Regions from separate parts of the Homo sapiens genome. Here all the other regions are linked to region 2. A link is a contact called in ENCODE Hi-C data. All regions are on one chromosome and are shown on one strand. Each heading gives the region's core, a stretch centred on a gene start or an enhancer-like site at or near the end of the contact. The rest is flanking DNA. Distances are from core to core; before and after follow the strand shown. Region 1 overlaps CHST11 (carbohydrate sulfotransferase 11). Region 2 overlaps C12orf75 (chromosome 12 open reading frame 75). Region 3 overlaps CHST11 (carbohydrate sulfotransferase 11).

The links. Hi-C counts contacts between places; a loop is a spot of excess contacts on that map. Pooled maps may share reads with other maps.
Region 1: a loop to region 2 is called in a map with no recorded cell type, with 7 times the contacts of the local background. The contact joins two enhancer-like sites. A Hi-C loop is called at or near these places in 4 of 37 single-sample maps with no recorded cell type and 4 of 50 pooled maps.
Region 3: a map with no recorded cell type shows a loop between it and region 2 (3-fold over the local background). The contact joins two enhancer-like sites. A Hi-C loop is called at or near these places in 9 of 37 single-sample maps with no recorded cell type and 3 of 50 pooled maps.

Annotation. Positions count from the first base shown.
Region 1 is chr12:104,580,134-104,584,550 of GRCh38, forward strand. All of the region lies in intron 1 of CHST11 (carbohydrate sulfotransferase 11), which reads left to right. Among named protein-coding and RNA genes, the nearest start is that of MIR3922, 9.3 kb to the right of the region's middle. RefSeq lists enhancers at 1-91, 2,760-2,809, 3,636-3,705. Within about 2 kb of position 2,743, at least 2 of the 41 ENCODE cell types and tissues checked have a DNase peak (open chromatin) inside an H3K27ac peak, as active enhancers do.
Region 2 is chr12:105,349,934-105,354,498 of GRCh38, forward strand. The region is part of intron 2 of C12orf75 (chromosome 12 open reading frame 75); the gene reads left to right. Among named protein-coding and RNA genes, the nearest start is that of C12orf75, 22 kb to the left of the region's middle. Within about 2 kb of position 3,223, at least 10 of the 41 ENCODE cell types and tissues checked have a DNase peak (open chromatin) inside an H3K27ac peak, as active enhancers do.
Region 3 is chr12:104,476,240-104,481,156 of GRCh38, forward strand. The region is part of intron 1 of CHST11 (carbohydrate sulfotransferase 11); the gene reads left to right. Among named protein-coding and RNA genes, the nearest start is that of CHST11, 22 kb to the left of the region's middle. RefSeq lists an enhancer at 2,482-2,531. Within about 2 kb of position 2,317, at least 10 of the 41 ENCODE cell types and tissues checked have a DNase peak (open chromatin) inside an H3K27ac peak, as active enhancers do.

The sequences.
Region 1 (4,417 bases), core at 1,493-3,992, 770 kb before region 2:
AAGCCAGACATCATTTGTGACTTTCCCCCTACATTTGGGGAATGGGGGATAGAATATCTTTTGTGGTTTTTGTTTACAAGAAGGAAGATTTCAGGCTTGAGCTGGAGTACGAAAGGAAATTGAAACTAAAGATTGGGTTCTGGATTTGACTAAAGTTTCTAATATTGTTCAGCCACAATAAAGCCAAAAGCGTTCACTGTATGCTCTGGCTGATATAGTAAAGCATGGGCATTTAAGAAAAGGGTTAATTAGGTCAATTAGATTAGATGTTAGGCTGCCTGTTTCTAAATACCATGGGATGTAATTTATTTCAGTGGAGCTTTAAGCCCTCATGCATGGTAGACATGTCGATTATGGATAAATTAAAGGCAAAATAAATGAATATTCAGTATGTCAGACACAATCAGAGAATGGTAGAAAAATATGTAACTTAACTTTCAACCTCTATAACAGCTAGGATTGTGCCCCATGCAAAGCTTCCTGGAAGTTTGGGAGCCCAATTTTTTCTCTCTACTTGTTGTAATTTACTTCTAGGATATAGCTGGGCCAGGAGGATTTTGTCAAGAAATGGGTGCTCAGTCTTCTGAGGCTCCATACTTCAGTTGGAAGGAAGGGGAATTTTCATATTTCTTGTTTTCTTTTTTTGTAGAGACGGGGTTTCAAGTCCAGGCTGGTCTTGAACTCCTGGCCTCAAGCAATCCTCCTGCCTTGGCTTCCCAAAGTGCTGGGATTAAAAGCATGAGCCACTGCACCTAGCCTGGGTTTTCATATTTCTTATAATTGTCTCAGAACTTTCAGTTCCAATACACTCATCGTGAAAAGCAAGTGAAGCCTTGAATATTGATGTTTATTGAGATCAGGACAAAGTGAAAGGCAAAAATCTGAGTGCCTTTTCTGCCTTTTCTGGTGTTTTTCTGGCCCTCCTGTTCTGTCCTGATTTCTGTCCCTGAACTCCTGACCTTGGACATGCAGGAGCTACTTCTCCCATCAGCCTTTTCTGAGTAGAACCTCTGATAAATGGATGCTTCTTGCATCCTTATCCTTGAGGACTTTGGACTCTGATCCCAAGGGTGTTGGCCTTCATTAGCTTCAGGGTGTTGACTTGCATTAGCTTCTGCTGGGGGAACAACCTCAAGCTTGGCCAGGTGGCAGATATCTGGAAGTCTTCATGACATACTAATATTTGTTGAGATATTAGTACTATCTATGTTTATATATGTATATCTGTGTTTATGATTCAAGCACAGCTGTGTCAACTGTTTAACAAAGTTTTATGGGAGAAAGCTTGATAATTGAGGAAAATTTATCCCTATTTATTTATTTGAACCACAACTTCTTGTAGTTTTTCAGACTTTGAGAAAGCTGGTTATGATTTGATGTAGTGGCCAAACATTGTCGAGTGACTGGAAACCGTTGATTTAAAGGAACACTGCCTGGGATTTCTGGCCTCAGTGAGGGCTGAGGCAGTTATTTGGTGGGCAGGAGGGTGGGGAGGGTCTTTCTGGGTACTGCTGAAGACCCACTACCTCTGTCTAACCTGACAGAGACTTCCCCAGCTGTTCATGACATCCAGGGCAGTGACCTTGGCTGTGTGAGGAGTGGCTCGGGCACAGGTGGTCTCAAAGGGCCTGTTACCCTGGAGCTGCCTCCCTGCATCTTAGCAAGCCTCAGAAGGCACAGGGCATTTTGATGCTGTGGCACTTTGCCATTTGAATTTGAGGAGATTTGTCTTGGCTTGGAAAACAAAGCATTCAACTTGTAGCAAACTAAAAGAAAAAGGAAGAGAAGTTGAGAACAAACACTCCATCCAGGAGTTTGGGCTTTGAGATGGGGATGGGGATGGGACGGAGGGAGGTGGAAAGGAAGTAAGGGATGCACTACGTCATTATCGTCAGCATCATCATTCTATCCTTATTTCATCCAGTCTAAGAAGACTATGGTTGTAGGATGCATCCTTATTTGCGAGAAATTGAAATATGGAAATGTGCGCCTGAGAGTTGTGGCAGCCAATGCACTCAGTGCTTTCCGCTCATGTCCTCCTCTTAATAACTTTATCAGGCAGGTTCTCTCATTATTTCCATCTTATTGGTGAGCAAACTGAGATGCAGGGGGTTAAGAAGCTTGCAGAAGATCACTCTGCTGGCCAGTGGAGGGGCCAGGATTTGAGGCAGGAATTCTAACACCCTTAGAGCCTACCCTTGGCTACAGTGCTCTGCTCCTGAGCAATGAAATCAGCGTTGGGGTAGTCATGTGTGTGTGCGTGTGTTTGTGCTTGAAGACTTTGATGTCAGCATTTTGACCAGATGTGTCAGACAGATATGTTGCCCCTGCCCCATCACCTTTACTGAGTTACTTAAACCCCAGGCCCCTGTTTTCATGTTATTATCTTTACTAAGGGATGCAACTGGAGTTTAAGTTCTTTCTGTGCATTTCACGTCCCCTCTGCACGCCCTTCTCATGGGGCCAATCACTGTTGGGAACACTCAGAGATAATAAACATTTCCCTGCTGTATCATCCTAGAGGATCTGTCATTTATTAACTGTGTACCGTTGGCAAGAACCTCTCTGCACTTGTTTCCTCATCTGTATGATAGAAATAATACATCTCGGGATGGTAGTGAGGAAGGGAGGGTTATATAAAATGACTTCCACTGAAGTGCCTGCCTGGCATTCAGCATTGTATAGAGCCGGAACTCCAAATGTCTTCTGCTTGTACCTGTTTTCCTTCTCCCCAAGTCACCCAGCTCACAGGTGGCCGCAAGCTCTGAACTGGAACTGTTTCTAACACATCTGGCTGCTTCCCCTAGAGACAGACATGCAAATAGCTTCATATCCTCTTGTAGCTGTAACCATTTGCAGACACCTTATTGTCTTACAGCTTTTTAATTTGCCTGCACAAATAGACCTGCCTGGCCAACTTGGAGGGAATTTTAATATCTAAGTGCGGCCACATACATATGTGTTGTATACTGGGGCCATGCCTTCCTGCTTATCAAGGCAACAGAAATCTTGTACATGGTTTTCTTACTTTCTGGATAAAGATGGGACCTTGTCTCTCCATTTTGTCATAACACTTTTTTATCTTTACTTTAAGATGAAACCCTCCTTAAAATTGTGAGTGTTTCCCTGGATTTCCCTGGGGAGAAACCACTACAGTGGCTTTGATTCTTTTTCCCCTCCTTGGGATCATTCTGATCCCATTCCATATCTTTGGAGGGTCTATGGAATGGGGCTCAGCTTTGCATCTTGGATTCACAAGAAGGGAAGCAGGGAGTGAGGGAGATTGGGGGACCGTGGGCGTGTTTCATCAGATGCAGCTCCAATGGCCTTTTCCCTCTGACCATATTTCAACAACCACACTTGACACACAGCCTAGCCTCCCCCAAAGCTCACGTGTGCACCCTCTGCCCCTGTCTGGGGCCTCCCCTATTCATTTTCAGATCGATTCTGACACCTGCTTTTATCTCCCTTACCCCTTCAGCACTTCTTGATGGCAGCAACTTAAGTTATACTTAAGCATCCTATATTCCTAAAATATGCAGAAATTAAACAAATGCCTTGTGCTCTCAGTTTTCAAAGATCTCTCTCTTTTTTTTGAGGATGGAGTCTCACTCTGTCGCCCAGGCTGGAGTGTAGTGGCGAGATCTCAGCTCACTGCAACCTCTGCCTCCTGGGTTCAAGCAAGTCTCCTGCCTCAGCCTTCTGAGTAGCTGGGATTACAGGCACCTGCCACCACACCCAGCTAATTTTTGTATTTTTAGTAGAGATGGGGTTTCACCATGTTAACCGGGCTGGTCCCAAACTCCCGACCTCAAGTGATCCGCCCTCCTCGGCCTCCCAAAGTGCTGGGATTACAGGCGTGAGCCACCGCACCCCGTCCAAAGATCCCTTGAGTAAAAATATTCACATCAGTGGCTGCAGATAGATAATTGTTTGGTTTTTGTTGGGGAAATTCCAACTCTTTGTTTAGAACTTGCCTGATTTTCAGTAGCATCTCTAACACTTAGAGTTGATTTGGATCTGGCATTATGTTGAGTCATCATTTTTAGTGGGAAGAATACTATACAATGTGAAAGAAAGTGTAAAAAGTACTCTATTTTAACAAAGTTGTTTTCTTTCTCTTTCTTCTTTTTTTTTTTTTTTCACAGCGTCTTACTCTGTCACCCAGGGTGGAGTGCAGTGGTAGAATCTACGCTCACTGCAACCTCTGCCTCCCGGGTTCAAGCGCTTCTTATGCCTCAGCCTCCCCAGTAGCTGGGACTACGGGTATATGCCACCATGCCTGGCTAATTTTTGTATTTTTAGTAGAGATGGGGTTTTACCACGTTAGCCAGACTGGTCTTGAACTCCTGACCTCAGCTGATCCCCCTTCCTCAGCCTCCCAAAGTGCTGGGATTACAGGCGTGAGCCACCATGC
Region 2 (4,565 bases), core at 1,973-4,472:
AAGATGAGAATGGGATTGTAAAGCTTTCTGGGAATTAAATATTTAAATATGCATTTTAAAATTAGGACTTTAGATACAAAGGAAGCAGTAATTGATGGCTTCTAGCTCCTGTTTGCTGTGTTGGAGTTTATTACGTAAACATTTAGCAACAGTGAATACTGCACCCTGACCGTATTCCTATTATTGCAATATTTTGGTTTCTCCTTCAGTCTCTCCCTTCAATTTCTATATGTGTTGCCAGATTAATTTTCCTCAAGCACTGCCCTGCACTTGCATAGGACCTCTGCTCAAAACCTTTCAATTATTCCCATCGTCCTCTGGACTGAACCCAGGATTTATTAGGAATAGGAAGAGCATTTATGTTTTAGCCTCAAACCGACTGGCTCGCATGGCGTGGGAGGAGATGCTACAGTGGAGAGTGAGCAGAGCCCAGGGCTGGGAGGGCTGTGCAGAGCTTCTTCAGGCCACTGTTCTCAGGGGCTTCTGCGACCTCATGCTTCTTGCTCCTGTCCTTGTGTTTTGCTGTGCCCACTGCCTGGAGTGGCCCTTTCCCTTTCCCTTTCTGTTTATAGAAATGACATCTGTTCTGTAGGGCATGTGTGTTATCCTTTGTGAGAAGTATTTCCTGGCTCTCTGAGCTGCATAGTGTGTCTTTCTCCTCAGAACCTTCACAGCATTTTGGACCTTTCTTGTGGGGCATCGTGTTGGGTTTATATCGTAGTTCTTCATGTTCTTGTCTTTTTTCCCTTGAGGATTGAGAGTGGGGCAATACCTTACCCATTTTATTGTGCTCTAGAGTTATTCATGTCATGCTTTGATCATAGTTTGTGTTGAATAAATAGTTGTTGAATCAGTTCCATCATTGCTTTTCAAGGACAGAGTGATTTCATGACATCTTTCTTTTTCTAATAAAATTTAGTGATGATTTTGTCAACAGAATTAACCGTTCCAGGATGCGAGATGCCATTTAACTACTTAACTATTTCACTATTTAGAATCCTGAATTCTTCAGATTTCCCTTGACTATACCTCATTCTATGTCCTATAACTTTAAAATAAAGTAATTTATTAAATAAATGACCTTTTAAAAACAAATGCAGTGGATTTACCTGGAAAAAGTTAAAGAACATTATAATATTACTTTTCCTTACACAAAAGGTATATTCAGGCACGTTCAATTTTTTAAGTGGAAGCTATAGATTTATAAATCTTGACTGTAATATTAGGTGATGCCATGAATGAATGACGAGCTAAGAAATTAAGATGACACTTAATTTTTTTATTATGCACATTAAAATTTTTTTTTAAAATCTAAACAGACTGATTCCCAAACCAGAAGGATTGGCCAAAATAGTAGAATAAGTACTGAGAGTAAAGAACTTAGAATAGGGCAAACACAATATTATGCAGACCACAGGAAAGTCTTTGTGGGAAAATGGTTGTTATTTTTGGAAGCCAGAAATACTATATATTTAAAAAATCAATTCTCTAGGAAAGGTCTGCAATTTTTACTACTCGTTTTTCTTATTTATTTGCTGTTTTCTATAGGTGAGAAGTCAGTATATAATAATAAATAAAATGATGTATCTGTCCTGAAGTAGTTCACTGTCTACTAGGGACCAAAATACAGTGTGGTAAGTGCTAATTATTCCAGTGTTCAGAATTTAATGCTGGTCTTGGAATTGAAGGATGAACAAGAGTTCATGCAGAAAAGGAGAAAAATGGCAACCCATGGCAGAGGACAAGCATGAAAAAAGGCATGGGAGTGCCAGAGGACAGTAGGTCTGGGACCAGCCAGCCAGGTGGTGTCCCCTGGAGCCTGTGCCTGTGGTACAGTCTGGGCAGAAGTGAAAGATGAGGTTGATGGGCAGGGCTGGCTTGTGAAGGGCCTTGGGTGCAAGGCCAATAATCGTGCTTGTTTTTTTTTATGCATTCAAGGGCTGATAGAGATTTTAAGGTGGAGGAATTAAATGATTATGTTTGAGTTTTAGGGCAGTAACTCCCAAAGCAGTGTGACACATGGGATGAGGGAGGGTGCAGGCACAGAGGAATAATGGAAGTGAGGCTACAAGAGGGTCAGATAGCAGAGGGAAAGGAGAAGAGGTGATACAAACAAGATGCATTAGAAAATGTAATTAATAAGATTTGTTTAATGACTGAACGGGGAAGGAAAGGAAAGGAAACTCTGAGGATAATGCTGCAGTCAAACTTGAGCCAAGGGAAGCGATGGCTGATAGTCCAAAGAGGTCATGGGGGGCTGAAGGAGGAAGAGAAGTCATTGCGTGTGTCATGATGGCCACATTGGTCACCCTGGGGACTGTAGTTTCAGTTGAGCAGGGTGAATGATAACCAAGTCAAAGTGGAAGTGAGCCAGGTGCAAGGAAGTGGAGAGAGTGATGTGGGTCTTTGGTTTTTATGCTGTTTGGCGGTAAGGAATGGAGGGATGTTGGTGGCTTTAAGAGGAGGCAAATTTTCAGAATATACTGTATTAGAAAAAGAATACCAAGGAAATTTGGAAAGTACAGGAAAGTATTTTTTAAGAGAAAAATTCAGTTATTATTCTACCACCAGAGACAATCATTATGAACATTTTACACTTTTCTTCAAGTGTTTTTTGGTTGTTTCTGCCCAGTTGTGAGTATGGTTGATTTTGTGTATTGAAGTTTGTTTTTCCTTTTGTCTTTTTTTAAAAATTATTTTTTGGCATGGAGGAGGCATGGATATTGCTGTAGGCTAAAAGACAGGAACCAGGCGAGTAAGAAAAGCTGATGGTGGTTTGGGGAGGGGGTTTCTCTCTGGTGGTGGAGAGAATAACGATGCATGTAAATCCTATGACAGGCTAGAGAACTCAAAACCTAGCTAGGTTAACCTTCAACACTTGAAAGCATGGTTGACAATGTCTAGAAACTTAATCACCATAAGAAAAAGCCTACATGTGTATCAGAAAACAAGCCTATTTTTCCCTCTCTTTCTGTCTCTTTGAAATTAAATCACAGTGCAGTAACACACTGAACAAAACAAACAAAACAGTGAATTCAAGGTAATGACATTCGGCCGCTTTCACAAACCTGCCAACATCAACCATGTTCTTATTTTAGTGTGGCAGATTCTCAGCTATTTGGCACAAATAGGCTGCGTTGGGATATTTTTGGTAGGAAATGGCAGAAGCCCAGTTTAAACTGGCCTAAACAAACAAACACAAAGGAATTTATTGGCATGTGGAGTGGAAAAGCTCCAGGGACTTGGCTGTAGTCACAGCTGGATCCAGGTGATCAAACAACAGGAAGAAATTCTCTTCTCTGCTTTCGTCTTCATTCTTAGGCAGCTTTCCTCAAGTGGTGACAAACAGGACCAGTTTATATCTTATCAGCTTCCTAATTCCTGTGGAAAAAAGCAGCTTCTTTTTCCTTGTAGTTTGATCAAAAGTCCTAGGGCTGGGCTCTCTTGGCCCGTTGGGGTCATGTTCCTATCTCGGAATCAGTCAGTGGGCCAGGAGAATGTGGGGTGCTCATTGGCCAGGCTGCAGTCATGTGCTCACCACTGGAGCCAATCAGTATCATCAGCCCCACCTTACCATATGGCCAAAGAGCAGAAGAGGGGTGATTCCCCACGGAAAAATTGGGATGCCGTTACCAAAAAAAAGGGGAGAAATTGTAAGTGGGCAAACCGAAACAATTGGAATTTAATTGAAAGCATTTTTTTTTGTAGATCAATTTTCGTGTTCTTAAAGAAGTCTTGATTTAAAGCTTAAGCAATATTTATAAGAATATTATGACTACGTTTCAAATAAGAAACAGTATTAAATAAGTTGACTCAAATATAATGTTTGCTGTTGAAAATAAAAAACCATAGCTACTCAATGTAAACAATGTAATTCAAATACTTCTTTCACTTAAAACATGTAAAGTGAATCTTACTGAGATTCTTTCCTTGGTAAAGCTATTTTATTATTATGGAAGGTAGCAAATACAGGGAAAAATATTTTGGAATGAAATGACATAAAACCCATTGGCAATTTGTTTTTGTTTTTGTGTTTGGAAAAAAGAAATGATAAATCTTTTATGTTGAGTTTCTTGGGATCCTTTATAAATTTACCATGTCTAATGCACCCATGTCAGCTGAGCCCTCTCTGCTCCTCATAGATACAGACCTTAGGGTATCTGATGGGCTCTTTTCTCATCCATGTAGTAGAAGGTAACGCTGTCTTCTGAGGGTGAAGAGGATGGGGTTGAAGTAGCATTGAAAAAGCCTGCATTTTGGAAGCAGAGGGACTTGTGTTTAAAATCCCCTTCACCATTTGCTAGCTGTGTTACATTGTGTCCTTAGTATAATTATCTGTGAAATTGGGATAATATAATAACTGTGCAGGGTGATCATCTTCATCATCATCATTCTTACAGTAGTAGCTAATCTTTACTGAGGACTGTGCACCATACACTGATTTCCAGCATTTTCTGTACGTTATCTCCTTCCATACCCATGATAATCTGATGGACAGAATAATGATGTTTCATTTTACAAGTGAGGAGGTGGGGAGCACAGAGAGCTGAAGTAGCTGCTGGAGG
Region 3 (4,917 bases), core at 1,067-3,566, 870 kb before region 2:
TGTTACACATATATGTAATATATGTAATATGTACACATGTAGTATATACACATATGTGAATAATATATACATATGTTATACACACATATAATATATACACATATATGTAAGATATGTAATATATGTGTGTATATATATTTACAAAGATGAAATCGTCAGGCTTACAGTGTATTTTGCTTTTTCCATGTAGCACCGAATCATGGGCATTTTCTCATGTCATTCAGTTTTCTCTGACAACACTGTAATATTCCATCAGATGGATGTATTTTCATTTTGCCATTCTCCTTTGTTGAATATTTTTGAGAAAGATTTTCCCTTTTAAAAAAATGCCGTTTTTTTTGTAAACTAAACTTTTGTCTGAGTTTCTTAATGTCCCTTTCAGATAAAATTTCAGAGGGGCAATTCAGAGGTTATAAACCTTTGAAGGCTCTTGATAAGTGTAACCAAATTATTTTCTAGAAGATTGTATCTATTGATGCTCCAACCAGCAGTGTGTGAATATGTCCATCTTACTATATCCCAGCTCCTTTGATTAAGCTGTCATCCAGATTCCTGATGGAGCCTTCCTCTATCTCAACATTCATGCTTGCATTGAGTTTTTGGTCCATACTAGATTATAGGCTTCTGGAGGCCACAAACTGTGTCCCCAGTCCCTGGCGTATGACAGACTTGTAATAAAATAAATGTTTGTTGCATACATGCTTGCATGTCTGAATGAATGAGCCAAGGAAGGTAAGGAGAGGTTTCACTTGATCTGGGAAGAGAACAGAACTTTCTTCAGATGTCACAAAGTATCTTATTAATGGGCTTCCAGGGATAGGGGGATTCATGAATGGACAAGTAGCTTGCTGTAAAGCCACCTCCATACCCTCAGTGCCTGTCCAAGAGTCCTATAATAGATCATCCTTAGGATTCAAATTCAATGAAAAGATACATTTTCACTGCTACTCACTAGGTACCCATTACAGGTGTTAAATCATTTAGTCTTCTCCACAGCCTGGCGAGGAGAACTGGCCTCATCCTCATTTTTAGGTGGGACTCAGAGAAGTTTTGTAATTAACTTAAAGTAACCCAGCTAGTAGTTGGTGGAGCTCGGATGCCCTGGCTCATCTGACTCAAAGTGCTCTAATAAGAACTTCTCTCTGCAAAGCGTGGGCTGGCATCTGCGAGAAAAATTTCTTTTTGTGATTTAGGAGGAAAAACATATGGAGAAACCCTATTGTCTGAATGCTGCGTCTCTCCCTAATTCATGTGTTGAAACCTAATCCCCAATATGAGGCTCTTAGAAGGTGGTGGTCTTTGGGACGTGATTAGGTCATGAGGGAGCCCTCATGAATGGGATTAGTGCCCTTATAAAAGAGACCCCAGAGAGACCCTCACCTCTTGTGCCATGGGAGGACACAGTGAGAACCAGGAAGTGGGACCTTTCCAGACACCAAATCTGCCAGTGCCTCGATCTTGGACTTTCCAGCCTCCAGAACTGTTTGAGCAATAAATTTCTGTAGTTTACAAGCCACCTAGTGCAGGATATTTTGATATAGCAGTCCAAATGGACTAAGACAAGGAACGATCCTTGAGCTGAAAGGAAAATGAACAATTGCTCTGCAGTTGGAAAGACACAATGATAGCTCTAGGAGGCATTGTGCACTCAATTGTCCTCAACTGATTGGAGAAAGGAATTCAGTTATGAGGAAGTTCATTTAGTGAGAAGGTCTAAGAGCTCTTCACATGTCTCCTATGACTCTAAGAAGGGTGATGGCTGGCAGCACCCTGAGAATGAAGCCTCTCCAGGGAGCTGTGTGTTGATGGGGCTCTCAAGTTTGGGAAGCAACCCCCCTAACAGGAAGTGGGGGTGGGAGACAGGGAGAGAAAAACCAAAGCAAACCCATAACTCAAACTGTATCTTTCTTCTTGCAAAAGTGAAAGACATTGCTGATCGTTACACACACACACACAAACACACACGGCAGATGGAGCTTCCTGTGTAGTATTTCTGTTACTTATATCTCCAGAAGGAAGGCCTGGGTATATTTTAATTTTATTATTTTCTTTTCTTAAACATTAAAAAAATGATTTCCACTAGCCCATACCAGAGACCCCAAAATACACTGTAAGTAAAAATGTGATGTTTGCCACGTGAATGCAGTGCCAGCACCTCTCTTCCACCAGGTCCACGTCCCTAAGCCTTTTTATATCTGAATTCTGGAGTCTCCACTGACCCCTTCCCCATAGTCTCTTTTATGTACACCCTGACTTCCCAGCAGCAGAGTGCCGAGATGGAAGCGGATGAGGGGAAGTGAGAATAAGTCTAAAATAGCTGTCTATTAGGTTTCCTGTTAAGTAGGATGTGGTCAGTTAGCTTCGGTTATCTGTAAGTCTAGTTCAGGCTGTTCCTGTTAACAGCTGAGTATTCACGGGGCCCCAGAGCATGGAGGTGCTTGCCTGGGAAGGAAAGCAATTATCAGAAATGTTGGGGCCCAGTCACTACCTTGAGGAAAACCGGTGGGATTTAGCCTTTTGGGAAATAAAGGTGGTGTTCCCTGTGGCCATCAGCAGCAGTGGCAGGCAATTTCAAGAGCTTCAGGAGGTGACTGGAACCATCTAGTCTCTGGTCATTTGGGGGATGAGATGACATGGTTTGGTTCTTAACACATAGTGGGAGAGGCAGTGAACTGGTGCCTTCATTCTAGGGGGTTATTGAAAAGGAGGTTTTTAAAACTGGAAATGACAACATGGAAGGAGCCTTTAAACAGTGCATGTCCAAGGCATGTCCAAGGAAAAGCCGTTTTCAAAAGAGTCACCTGTCTTTACTTGGCATTTCCAAACTTGCCTCAGATATCTTTCTGAGGGACTCTTAACGTATTGGTAGAAATTGGATGCAACTCCTTCCTTTCCCAACCCAACTCAAATTGGTTTAAGCAAAAAAAAAGGGCCCCCCCTTTTTTTTGGCTCAGGGAACTGAGCCAAACTCAGTGTGGCAGAGACCAAGCACCCTAGCATGTGATTGTTCATGCTGTGTCTGTCTCCTCATGGTGGCAAGATGGCTGCCTGCGGTTCCAGCCTCCATCCTAGCCTTTCAGCAGTCCCAGTAGAAAGAGAGAGTACTTCTTTTTTCCAGCAGTTTCCACAAAAGTTCTGGAATGTAAAGTTCTTAAGGGCAGGGATTTTTATATTTTGTTTACTGTCATCCCCAGCTCCTAGAACGGTGCCTGTCCTACAGCAAGTGTTCAGTAAAAATCTGTTGAGTGAGCAAATCTCATTGGTGTGGCCGGGATCACATGCCCAGTTTGAGAGTAAGGTTGGGAGTGAGAGAAAGAAAACTGGAGATGCTCTTATCCAAGACAGGCATCAGATCTTGTTTTTCTGATGAATAACAACCAAGAGAGGCAAGAGGTAAAAAATATATAATTAGATTTTAAAAAGTCTTGCACTCTTAGGTAGTAGGTAGTATGCTAGGAAGTTTTTTGCCACTAGGAAAACCTATTTGGACTGAAAATGGCCGCATGAACTTTTGATTCTGTTTACCTCCTGTTGCTAGAAGACAAATGTGTTCCTATGGCTTGAAGAAGCCACAGGACATATTTTTCTCATGTATGCATGCCACTTGTTGAAGATGGCTCACCACCATGTCTGCCTTCCTGCCAGTGGGAAGAGGGAGAGAGGTCCAGCGGAGGGCATTCCCCTTGGATCCATCACTTTTGCTTAAATCTCACTTAGCTCCAGCCATTTATGTCTGTGGGGGAGGCTGGGAAAGGTAGTCTTCATTCCGTGTGGTCATGTGCTAAACTTGTGTTTTCTTTATTCTAAAGGAAGACAGAGAATGGATATTGGGGGTCAACCAGGAGTTCTGCTGCAAAAGGTTCTATACTTTAGTTGGTCAGTGCTCTGAGCCCCTGTTGAATTCAGGCCTATCTTTCATAAACATCTGCTTAGTCAGTGCACTGAGTTGATAGTGTCCCCGCCCCCCCCTCCAAATTCATGTTCTTCCTGGAACCTCAGAATGTGACTTGACTTGGAAATAGGGGCATTGCAAATATAGTTAGTTAAGATGAAGTCAACCAGGTGCAGTGGCTCCCACCTGTAATCCCAGCACTTTGGGAGGCTGAGGTGGGTGGATCACGAGGTCAGGAGTTTGAGACCAGCCTGGCCAAGATGGTGAAACCCCGTCTCTACTAAAAAATACAAAAAATTAGCTGGGCATGGTGGCGGGTGCCTGTAATCCCAGCTACTCAGGAGGCTGAGGCAGGAGAATTGCTTAAACCTGGGAGGCGGAGGTTGCAGTGAGCTGAGATCGTGCCACTGCACCCCAGCCTGGGCTACAGAGCAAGATTCCATCTCAAAAAAAAAAAAAAAAAAAAGATGAAGTCATATTAGAGGACAGTGTGCCCTTAATCCAATATGACTAGCGTCCTTATTATAAGAGGAGAAGAGACACAGAAACACACATAAGACCGTGTGATAATGGAGGCAGAGACTGGATTGATGCTGCCATGAGCCAAGGAATGCCAGGAGCCACCAGAAGCTGGAAGAAACAAGAAAGGATCCTTCTCTAGAGGCCTCAGAGAGGGCATGGATGGGCCTGCCAACATCTTGATTTTGGACTTGTGGTCTCCAGAACCATGAAGGAATACATTTCTATTGTATTAAGCCACCAAGTTTGTGGCACTTTGTTATAGCAGTCCTGGGAAAATACTGCAGTCTGAAGGAACACATTTCTTGCCTTGACCCAGTAGGGATTCTTTCCAGTTGGAGTCAGGGGATGTGGCTTCTTAGCTTCACCCCTGTGCCGGGATGTGACTCAGCAGAGGTCACTTAACCTCTCTGTGCCGTACTTTCCAGCTATGAAATGGGAAGAGAGCTGCCTTTCTGCTCTGCTGTAACACTGCAAAGGTACAGCCTTTCATGACTTCTCATTGC